Regions from separate parts of the Mus musculus genome. Here region 2 is linked to region 1. The links are chromatin loops, found by intact Hi-C in ENCODE. Cell type or tissue: gastrocnemius. All regions are shown on one strand. Each heading gives the region's core, and the rest is flanking DNA. Links, peaks and the distances in the headings are about the cores only.

Region 1 (5,378 bases), core at 62-5,061:
CACCCCCTTGCTCTCTGTTCTGGGATGGGCCTCAGAAGAATAGCCTGGATGGGTCAGACATCCAGAAGGAAGGCAAAGGCAGGATTAGCATCTTTGTCTGTGGCTGTACAGGTCAGACATTTTGCTCCATGATGGTGGGAGGATGGGAGGTCATCCCTCTGACATAAACAGCAGCTGCAGCAGCTGCCGCAGTGACATCACGGGGCCAGTGGTTTCAGATAGCTGCCCTGAGAGACCCTCCGGAAAGAACAATGTGGGCGTGTTATTTAACTTTTGTCAGCCTTGATGTCCTCATCTGAACAGTGGATGTGTAAATGATGTGTGGATGAGCTTAGTATAGTGTGTGGTCCCCGGCAAGGCTATCAGTGATGGGGTTTGTGTTCGTTTTTAGTGAGCACCTATTTAGTCAGCAATAGCACTGACTACAGCCCCGCTCTGGCAATGTCAGGCAGGACAGGCCACTAGGCTGTAGGGATGGACTACTGACCAGTTTTAGCATATCGTAATAAAACATAAGTCCCAGCTGGGTCACAGGCCACAACAAGCCCCATAACCAGGCCCTTAGTAAGAATTCAATAGCATTTTTTAAAAAGATTTTATTCATTTTATGTTAGTACACTGTCATTGTCTTCAGACCCACCAGAAGAGGCCATCAGATCCCATTACAGATGGTTATGAGCCACCATGTGGTTGCTGGGATTTGAACTCAGGACCTCTGGAAGAACAGTCAGTGCTCTTAACCTCTGAGCCATCTCTCCAGCCCCCATCAATAGCATTTTTAAAAAGTTCTCCCTCTAGGACTAGGAAGATAGGTCGGCCAGCTGAGCTGAATCTATGAGCTCCAGGTCCAATGAGAGACTCTCAAAAAACAAGGCATAGCAGGGCATAGCAGTGTATACCTTTAATTTCAGCACTTGGGGGCAAAGATAGAAGGATCTCTGTGAGTTCGAGGCTAGCCAGATCTACATAGTGAGTTCCAGGCCAGCCAGGGCAACATAGTGAAACCCTGTCTTAAAAAAAAAAAAAGTGAAAGGTGCTGGAGAAAGACATGAGGTCAGCCTCATTCTCCACTGGCAAGTCCGATAGTATGTGCATGAGTGCGCACACATGCACACATGTGCTCACATTCTCCACTGGCAAGTCCGATAGTATGTGCATGAGTGCGCACACATGCACACATGTGCTCACATTCTCCACTGGCAAGTCTGATAGTATGTGCATGAGTGCGCACACATGCACACATGTGCTCACATGGACACATGTGCAAGCACACAGAAGCGCACGTGCACACATATACACGTGCACAGAAATGCAAACACACGCCCACGAGTGCACACACAACCATCAACAAAATACTAAAAATACAGTTTGTGACTGTTTTTAATATAAAGGCAAACATATTCCAAACTTGATTACATCTATTTCTTCCTGATGATGATGGTGATGAGGACGACGATAATGGCGGTTATAATGGAGATGATGGTGAGGAGGAGAGGAGAGGAGTAGTTGTTGTTTCCACTGACCTTTAAAATTTCATGGATTCTGCCACAATGACCTACCCACACTTGAAGGGTCAAAGGAACTGCTGGGAAACCTGTCCCAAGTTTGAGAGGAGAAGCCAAGGGAAGAGGGACAAGAGGGGACAGCTCAGTTATAGGCAGCTGTGGAAGGAGCAAGCCCACTAAGATAGCTTGCAGAATCGCCCTCAGTCCCATCCTGGCCCTGCTGCCTAGACCTCCACCTTATCCTTTTCGTGGCCTGGGAGGCCCCCAGCAAATATCAATCCCTTGTCTCCGCAAACTTCTGTCCTTACCCTCCAGGCTTCAGCTACTTGGCCTCAGTTTTCCTACCTGCAAAATGGGGATAGCACCCCTTTCCCTTCCTCTTGCTGACAGGTGGCTATGGACAGAGTGGCAGTGTGAAGGTCCTTCAAGCCTGGGGAGGAGGACCTACTGAGGCATTGACATAGCAATGTTCATATGCTTGCCCTGCCTGCTTCTCTAAGCAAGGATGAACGTTAAGAGCCCCTCCCCCGCCCCAGCATCCAACATAGGAGAAGCAAGCTATATATGATATATAGAGAGATATAGATATATATATGTACAGGACTGTACTTCCGGCCAGCCGCAGTCCTCCAGGTGTGGGCAGGCTGGGTAGCTGGTCTTTGTGGCACAGGATACAGTGGGACAGGGGCTGCAAAAGCCTGTGTGGCTCTATGTTCTGCTCAGCGCTGTCAGCCAGTCCGCCCTCTCTGCCAGCATGCCCAGGGCACACTGTAGGCAGCACAGCTTGCAGTTCCATACAAGACCTCCAGGTGGCCAGAGGCTCCAGGTTTTATGGCTCAGTGGTCAGGAGCTGCCACCTGGGAAGGAGGGCTTACCAGGGGGCGGGGGTTGTTGCGCATGCGTCCATCTGAGTTGCCCGCTCACTGATTGCCTAGATGCAGCCACGCAGGCCGCTGTCTTATCACCCGACTCCTGTCTGTCCACAACGCTCTAGAGTCTCTTCCTTTTTCTGTCCCCTTCCCATTCCGCCCCACTCCTCTGCTCTCCTCTCTTTCAAAGCTGTCTTCCCAACAGCCTTGTTCTGGGGCCACGGTGGCCATGCTTATTCATCAGGAGGGTTCCACCCTGCTTTCGGGGCATGTGCCTTAGACTGTGGGCGTTCTTCAGCATCCCTCCCCAGACTCAAACTATTCCATGGTGAGATCAAAGGAGGACACCCCGTGTTGTTTTCTGACCGCTCTCTAGCTCGTTCCTTTGAGACAGGGCCTTTCCCTGACATGGGAGCTTGTTGGTGTCTTTCGGCTAAGCTGGCAGCCAGCAAGCTCCGGGCATCTTCCCTTACTGTGTGGGGTTACAGGCCCACACTCCGACCACACCCAACTCATGTGAGGGTGCTGGGATCCACTCGCAGGTCCTCGTAGCTGTACAGTGAGCACTCTTAAGCACCCAGCCATCTTTAGCCCCAGAGGATCGTCATTATGGTTTCCCTTCTCTCCAATACTGTGCCACATTCCTGTAGCTCCCTAGAGACCCTCCTTCCCAGCTCCCCCAACCTTCATGCTCTAAGGGGTCTTATTAAGTATAGACTTCATCCAGCCATCACTCTACACACACACCCCTGATAAGGTCACCTGTGCCCCATCTCTTATAGTGTCCCCTTCTTCCTGGTATCTGGTAAGTCTGGCCCTAGCGTGCTTCCAAGAAGCTGGATCTGGGTAAGATTCCCATCATGTTAGCTGGGCCAGCCCTCAGTACAAACCCAGGGCTCTGAGTCCACTGACTGCCCTGCCAGTCAGCAGCTGGCTTGTCACAGCTGGTTTCTGAGGAACCTTGTAACCGCCCTAGAGAAGATGCCCGGAAGCTGTGCCTGGGTCTCACTGTGCCTCAGGCCTGTGCTGTGTCCTCACTATAAGGTTCTGTAAGCATCAGTTTAGACCGAGCCCCGAGAGCCACCCTGTATTGCAGAGCGCGAGTGCTCAAAGTTTCCTTTTTCTCTAAACTGAGACCACTTCCTCCTCCCTGTGCCTGCTTGGCAAGCCCTGGGTGGTGGTGCTCTCCCTAGGCCTCAGCAGGTCTGCAGTCCTCTATGGCTGTGCTCTGGCCAGTGATTGGCAGGTCTGACTGTGAGCAGGAGTGTCCCGAAGCAAAGCTGGACCTGCAAACTTTCGCAGACCTGGACAGAGCCATTTAGGAGTTGTAAGTTAGAACTTAGAAGATGTAAGTTTACAAGTTTAGAAGTTAGAAATAAGAAGGATCCCGGAGGTCTTAGAAATGTCTCTTCCCTCCGTCGTGAGGTCTTCTGGCAAGGATCAGGGCACCCGGCCTCTCTAGGAGGATGAAGAAGACAGCTAATTAGTAGAGTGACAGCCAAAATGGTCTAGAAGAAAATACCAAAGGAGAGAGGGGCTGGTGTGGGTGTATGCAAGAAAGAGGTTGGGGTGGGGGTCTCCAAGGACACAGCAGGGTGGCTGAGCACACCCAGTTAGTGTTCCAGGAAGCCTGGGCTTGCTCAGAACCACTCTAGTGCAATGTGAGGCTCGTGAGCTAGGAAGGCGCTGGTCTTTCCCTTGCTGTCTCTCAGTCCCCGGTAATTCCAGTTCCAGGGCATCCCAGGCCATCCCCTGACCTGTGTAAGGACTAAGCATGCACACAGTGTACATACATACATACATACATACATGCAGGCAAAACAATCACACATAAAATACATAGGTCTAGTTTCTTTTTTCTTTTTCTTTCTTTCTTTTTTTTCTTCTTTGAGACAGAGTTTCTTGGTGTAGCCTGGGCTGTCCTGGAACTCTGTAGACCAGGCTGGCCTCGAACTCACAGAGATCTGCCCGTCTCTGCTAGGATTAAAGGTACGCACTACCGCCCAGCTCCTAACTTCTTTTTAAATGCTTGTCTTGAGAGCTGATGGAGCGGTGCACCCTGGTGTCTCCACTGACAGGAAACTCAGCGCTGGCAGTCTTTGGGAGTAGGAGGAGGCTCCTGATTGTGAAGTAGGCCCTGGCCCATGCCTGGCTGACAACACACTGCCTGACAGGCTGAGGGTGCCTGGTGAGCAGACACTGACTGGGCGTGTGGACCCAGAGCCAGGAAGGGGCTGGACAGTTCCTGCAGTTAGCTTGTTAAAATTGCCATCTTCTGCCGGGCGTGGTGGCGCATGCCTTTAATCCCTGTACTTGGGAGGCAGAGGCAGGCAGATTTCTGAGTTTGAGGCCAGCCTGGTCTACAGAGTGAGTTCCAGGACTACACAGAGAAACCCTGTCTCAAAACAACAACAACAAAACAAACAAACAAACAAACAAACAAAGCCATCTTCCAGTCCTTGGGATGTATCTTCTAAGCATCTAGCAGCAGCAGGCTGAGCTAGCAATGACCATGAGGCTGTTCTAATGGAAGTCACCGGACCTCTGCCTCAGACCTCAGAGGACCAACAAGGACCTTCCCTGGGTTCAATGGTTTTCTCAGCCCTGCTAGACAGGCCTCATAAGTGTGGGGGCTCATAACATGGAGAATCCCATAAACTGGTGTGTTAATCATATGGGCCCTTGTCAAATCTCTCCTGTTCCAAAGGATGACTTTGTAGAGTTAGTGTGAAGGTTAATTGTGGGGGACTTTTAGTGTGTCAGGCTATCCTCAAATTCACAGGTATACCTCCCTCTACCTCCCAAATACTGAGATTAAAAGTTTGTGCCATTGGGCGGAGGGAAGTTATAGGGGGCTTTGGGGATAGCATTGAAATGTAAATGAAGAAAATATCTAATAAAAAAAGTTTGTACCATTACATCCAGCCTTATTTCAAAAACTTTTTAAAACCATTAAAATAATGCCGGGCAGTGGTGGCACACGCCTTTAATCCCAGCACTCAGG
Region 2 (5,378 bases), core at 196-5,195, 210 kb before region 1:
TGTGGTCCACAAGCTGCATCAATTTTGGATTGATGGCTTGATTGGCCTCTTCCAATACTTTGATCAGCTCTCTAGCCTGCTTCAGGTTGCCCGGGGTAAAGAAAGTATAGGCAGTGCCCTTGTTGGTGCTGCGGGCCGTTCGGCCAATACGGTGAACATAATCCTCTGAGCTGTTTGGATAATCGTAGTTGATGACAAACTTGACATCTTCCACATCTTCCACGTCAATGAGGAGACATTGTGTAGGTTGATGTGGCAGAGAAAGAGAAGGTAAAGACATGCCAAGAGGTGGAGAGCACGAATGCAGATGACAGCAAGAGGGGAGAAGATGAAGTTAGTAACTGCCCTGAGTAGGTACAAAAAAAAGACTCATCCCAACAGAGTAAAAGAGGATCAGTGCCACTCAGGACACAGGCAGGCCCTGCATCTTGGTTTGTGATTACCCTATGGGAGCTCCCTCCAATACCCCAAACTCCTGCCTCTTCTGTAATGATATGCTGACAGGAGCTACACTGAGACCAGAGTTCAGAATGACAAAATCTAGTGCCACCCCCTTTCGAAGCTAGAATGTAGAAGAACTTAGTAACCACCATTAAAGTGCAGGGCCAAATCACTTTTACTCTGTTGGGAGAAGCCTGGCACAGTCTACCAACAATACAACCAACTTACCTTCAGACCAGTCACAGAGCAGCACGGAAAGGCACTTCATCTACTCACTACATCCTCAGACTCAACAGTTAGATTCTGTCTTGCTCTTGTATTTAAAAAGCAAACCAAAGCCAAAATACACACCTATTTTGCTTTGTGTAAACACCCAGATTACCTTTCCCTTTTCAATCACAAGAACACATTACACTAAAATTTCACTCTACTGCCAAGCCCAGCTTCTCAAATGAGGTTTTTTTCCACTCAACTCAAGGTTATTGGAAACTTAGTACTTGTATCAACAATCAGATTGTCTATGTGACCTGAAGATTCAATAGCCAAAGACTGTGGGGAAAACCATGAAACCTTGAGACACACATATAATATTCTGTACATGGCTAGGAGTTGGGCTGAGTAACCCCTAAAACTTACAAGTATGCAAATGTTAGTGTAATGCTTTCAGCTAAATGTAGTTTTTTTTTTTAACCTACTTAACAAGCAAATTTAGTAACAGAATCCTAATTTTTGGTGGAAAAAAATCTGCATTTTACAAAGAATATTCCGAAAATATCCTAGATAAAACACAGATTTCTGTGATAGAAATAATTAAAAAACATTCTCTGTTTGTTACCAGACCGATGCACACTCCCTCCTCCTTTGGGAAACCGCTGCAGCCGATCCCGTCTCTTTGCCTTTTATATTTGGCGGCCTCCTTTCGAAAACTCCGCCTTCTGACACGGGACCACTGGAGCGCGGGGAGCATGCATCAAGGGTCCGTGGCAGTGAGAAGTCCCCACACACGCTCGCTCTGTGAACTGGCTTAGATGCTTCTCTGTAGCCCCATTTGGTTGCCAAGCGCCGGAGAACCTGGGTTCAGGTAAAAATTTCAGGTCCTCCAACGCCTCCCCAAGGTAATTGGGGTGATTGTAGAAAAATTAAAAAAAAAAAAGTTACATCCAAAGGGTCAGACTGCATCTATTGCCCAGACTGGATTAATTTCAGGGGTAAGGGGGAGATGATTTTTAAAAAAATTCAGCTGTTGTTAGGGGCATGTGAAGTAGGGGCATTATGTCTGTTTCTTATTACGATAAAGGCTCCTCAGTCTTTACTGACCCCTAAAGTCCTGAATCACACCAGAAAGACGAGAAGGCACTTATCACAGGGGGCAGCTTGAGTCTCCGGCTTGGGTCGTTGATGCCACAAGAAAAAAATATAACGGGGCAAGGATGGAAGGGTGAGGCGGGGCGGGGCGGGGGTTAACTCCATGAGCACTTCTTCAAGCTTCACTAATGCTCCGCAGTCACTCGCACTGAGTGGCCATGGACACAGAGCACGCTGAGTTACTGCACTGGATGCACGGAAGCGTGCTTTCCAAGCAGCAAGCACTGGGGCTTCAGAGGCTAACAGCTGGGAGTACTTCTGGAGGGGCTCGATAAGGGGTGGACACGGTGCAAAAGTTCTTCATGCTAGAAGGGTGTCCTGTGTGTGCACAGCTGACTGAAGGCCACCTAAGAGCAAGCCTAGAATCGGGTTTCTCCAGCCCAGGCTGCCCTGAGGTTACTGGTGCACTGCCACAATATTATCTTGCTGTCTTTATAGACGATGCTGTAGCAGGGTAAGAAATGCAAAGTTATATGTTTGGCCCCTGGCCTGGGAGAACATGTGGTTTGGAAAGCCCTATGCCATGGCCTGAAACTCCACTCACTAACTGGGAGAGTCAGCAGGCTCATCTAGAGTGGCTTCGGGCCAATGGAGATTTGCCTCAGCCATGTACTGAGTGATCTGCAGTTGATATCAAAGCTTCTGTTAAAAAACAAAATGAAATAAATTCAATACTTTTAGTTCAACAGTGTGTAGTTTAAACAAAAAAAGAAAAAAAAAGAAAAAGAAAAAAAAGAAAAAAGCAAAATAAAAAATATCCCAGTGGAAAGGGAACAGTGGTCACCTCAAGATGACTATTAGGAACTATGGGAGTCAAAGAACTTACCTGAAGGGATCATTTAAGAGACCATCGCTCCACAGAAGTGAAAAAAGGCCTGGTGACTCAGCTGAAAATAGCACCCCTGTCTGAGGTAGAAGCCTTCACTTTCCAGGATCTTGGAGGACCTTGGTCAGAATTCTGCCATTTGTGGTGGGTTTTCTCCCTCCTTTTGATTTTTACAAGGCAGCAAACAAAGGGGCCCAAAACAAGCACTGATGTTGAGTAACAAGAAACAGACTCAGGCACCTTCCCTCTCCCTCACTTGAATGAGGGAGGGTGGGATGAAGAGTCTAAGTTATTCTAATGGTAGCCAATTGATTTTAAAATATGCAAAAGGACAGAACAAATTTTTAATTGTCTAGGCAAGATGCACAAAGAAGCTACCAGCACATAGCAAGCCTGTTTTAAAAACCACCATTACTGAAAGCTTTTTATGTAAATTGCTTTCAGGCTTCTGCCTCCTCTCCCAGGCCCCGGTTCTAAGGGCACAGACCCAGAGATGACCTCGGAAGGAAGAGACAACTTCCCACCATGGCTGCAGGTCACTCACTACCTCAAGGAGGAGTAAAATTGAATGGATAAAAAGGCTCCATCACTGCTGAACTCATTTCAATACTTATCATCTCTATGTTAAATTGCACAGGGAAACTTGGTACTTCTCACCTTACTCAGCAGGAAATTAAACACATCAATAATGGTTCCCTCCCAACAGAAATCACCCCAGCTCTCTAAAACAAGACCCTGCTATTTAACGTAGGTTGCCCTCAAACAAATGAATCTCTTGCCTAAGGTTTCCAAGTGCTGGAATTTACAGGCATATACTACCATGCCTAGCTGTAAGAAATCTTTTTCTGGAGACAGAGCCTAGCAGTGTAGCCCTGGCTGGTCTACAACTCACTATGCATACCAGGTTTGCCTCAAACTAAGGAAACCATGCCTCTGTCTCCCAAGTGTGGGGATCAAAGGTGTGTATTACCACACCCAGATAATCCTTATACATGTAAACATTCTGGGTCAGCGTGTCATAGGCTGGCTATCTGTATGTATTTTAAAGCAGGAGTTGAAAACTTCAGATTATCTTCAGATCAAGTTCTAAACCGGAAAACATGTCTAAGGCCAAACAACGGGTAAAGGGAGGGATAACTGACAATCATATTACTGAAGTAATACTGGGCAATGCAGACTGAATAGAATGACATTATATAGAGAGCAATCAAAACCCCTGAGTGAATGTTCATGAAGTGGTCTCCCTGTTTCTATAGTAAACAGACTAGTATAAGGGAAAACTAAAGAAACCAGCTTCTGATGGCTAGGTCTAATTAGGCTCCTTCTATCCAGCCATAAAACTGTAATTTAATAGTCATGTCTAAGCCTTGTTACAGACCAAAGACTGCTAGGAGCCAGACGGAACTTTGAAAATAAACGGGGTGGGAACCACAGAAAACCCAAAATAATAATAAAACCCCCATGAAGGTTAAAAGAAAGTTGCAGGGAGGGAAAAAAAAAAAATCACACTTATACCCTCTTTTAACTAGACTCATGTACATACAATTGCAAATCTGACATGACAAAAAAAATTTTTTAAACCAAAAGATAAACAAAGCACTGATAGAGACACCTATCTATACAAACCTAGCCCACGGGAGGCTACATCCGTGGCAATGAGGATAGGAGCCTTTCCAGATCGGAACTCTGGAAGAAAAACAGAAAGGTGCCAAGTTAGGGAACTGAGGCTAAAAAACATCTGTGAATGACAATGACCAAAGGAAAATGACCTCCCCAGCCACACCTCTCAGAACATTGGCTTTGTACCTTGAAATATCATATACCACACCCATTTTAATCAAAGAAAAGTATTTTAAGCATTTTTTAAAAACTTTGCAGCTGGGCAGTGAATGGTGGTGCACGCCTTTAATCCCAGCACTTGGGAGGCAGAGGCAGGCATTTTTCTGAGTTCGAGACCAGCCTGGTCTACAGAGTTAGTTCCAGGACAGCCAGGGCTACACAGAGAAACCCTGTTTCTGGGGTGGGGTGGGGGGGAAGACTGTGCCGCATAAACAAATAAATGGCAGCTTAATGTTTCCGTGTGTCTGTGCCATAGACCCCCCTTGGAGGTAGGATGACAGGTGCTGTAAGCCACCAGCATGGGTGATGGGGCCTTCAAGGAGCAGGTCATGCTCTTATGGCGGAGCCATCTCCACAGCTCCTGTCATCTGAAGAGACTTATTTTTATTTATATTATGGACTTTCAAGAACTCTGGAGATGTATTGAAAATATCTAGAGTTCAATTAACTAGAACGAGGCTGAGTGAAATTTGGTCTACAAATAAAATCTAGTACAATACTTATTTTTGCAAATAAAACTGTTGTTGGAGATGCACCCAGGTCATATCTACAATACCGTCTATGAGCACTTGTTTTTGTAGAAACCATTCCCAAACTAATCTAATTATCTGGTCCTTTATAAATTGGTTGGGGGGAGGCACACATGCAGTGGCTAAGATGACAGTTGTCAAAAGCCTTTATTGTGTTAGGCATAGAAGCACATACTTTTATTCCCAGATAACACCCGGGAGGCAGAGGTAGGTGGATTTCTTTGAGTTCAAGGCCTGCCTGATCCACACAGTGAAATCCTATCTCAAAAAAAAGTAGCAGCTCAGTTTTGTTCTTACCATTAAGTACCCAATCTCTTTCTGGTTGACTCTTGTCTCCATGGATACACATAGCAGGCCAACTATCAGAAGAATATTAT

Evidence for each region. A loop is a pair of places that touch in the nucleus more often than their neighbours do. Peaks named below come from ENCODE experiments on the same cell type or tissue, not always from the same donor. Only the 100,000 strongest peaks of a DNase experiment are listed, where the experiment ranks them.
Region 2: a loop joins it to region 1, with 2.4 times the contacts of the local background. A loop is called at or near these places in 1 of 42 quality-filtered maps.

The regions. Positions count from the first base shown.
Region 1 is chr15:79,745,911-79,751,288 of GRCm38, forward strand. The region is part of intron 3 of Gm16576 (predicted gene 16576); the gene reads left to right. Among named protein-coding and RNA genes, the nearest start is that of Gm16576, 5.9 kb to the left of the region's middle. In gastrocnemius, for the core only: a CTCF peak has its summit at 2,306; DNase peaks (open chromatin) are centred at 2,321 and 4,545.
Region 2 is chr15:79,531,699-79,537,076 of GRCm38, forward strand. Ddx17 (DEAD box helicase 17) reads right to left here. Exons shown (of 13, transcript NM_001040187.1): 10 at 5,299-5,360; 11 at 4,259-4,318; 12 at 1-216. Among named protein-coding and RNA genes, the nearest start is that of Ddx17, 12 kb to the right of the region's middle. In gastrocnemius, for the core only: no CTCF peak of the experiment used is centred there; no DNase peak of the experiment used is centred there; H3K27ac peaks cover 1,816 bases.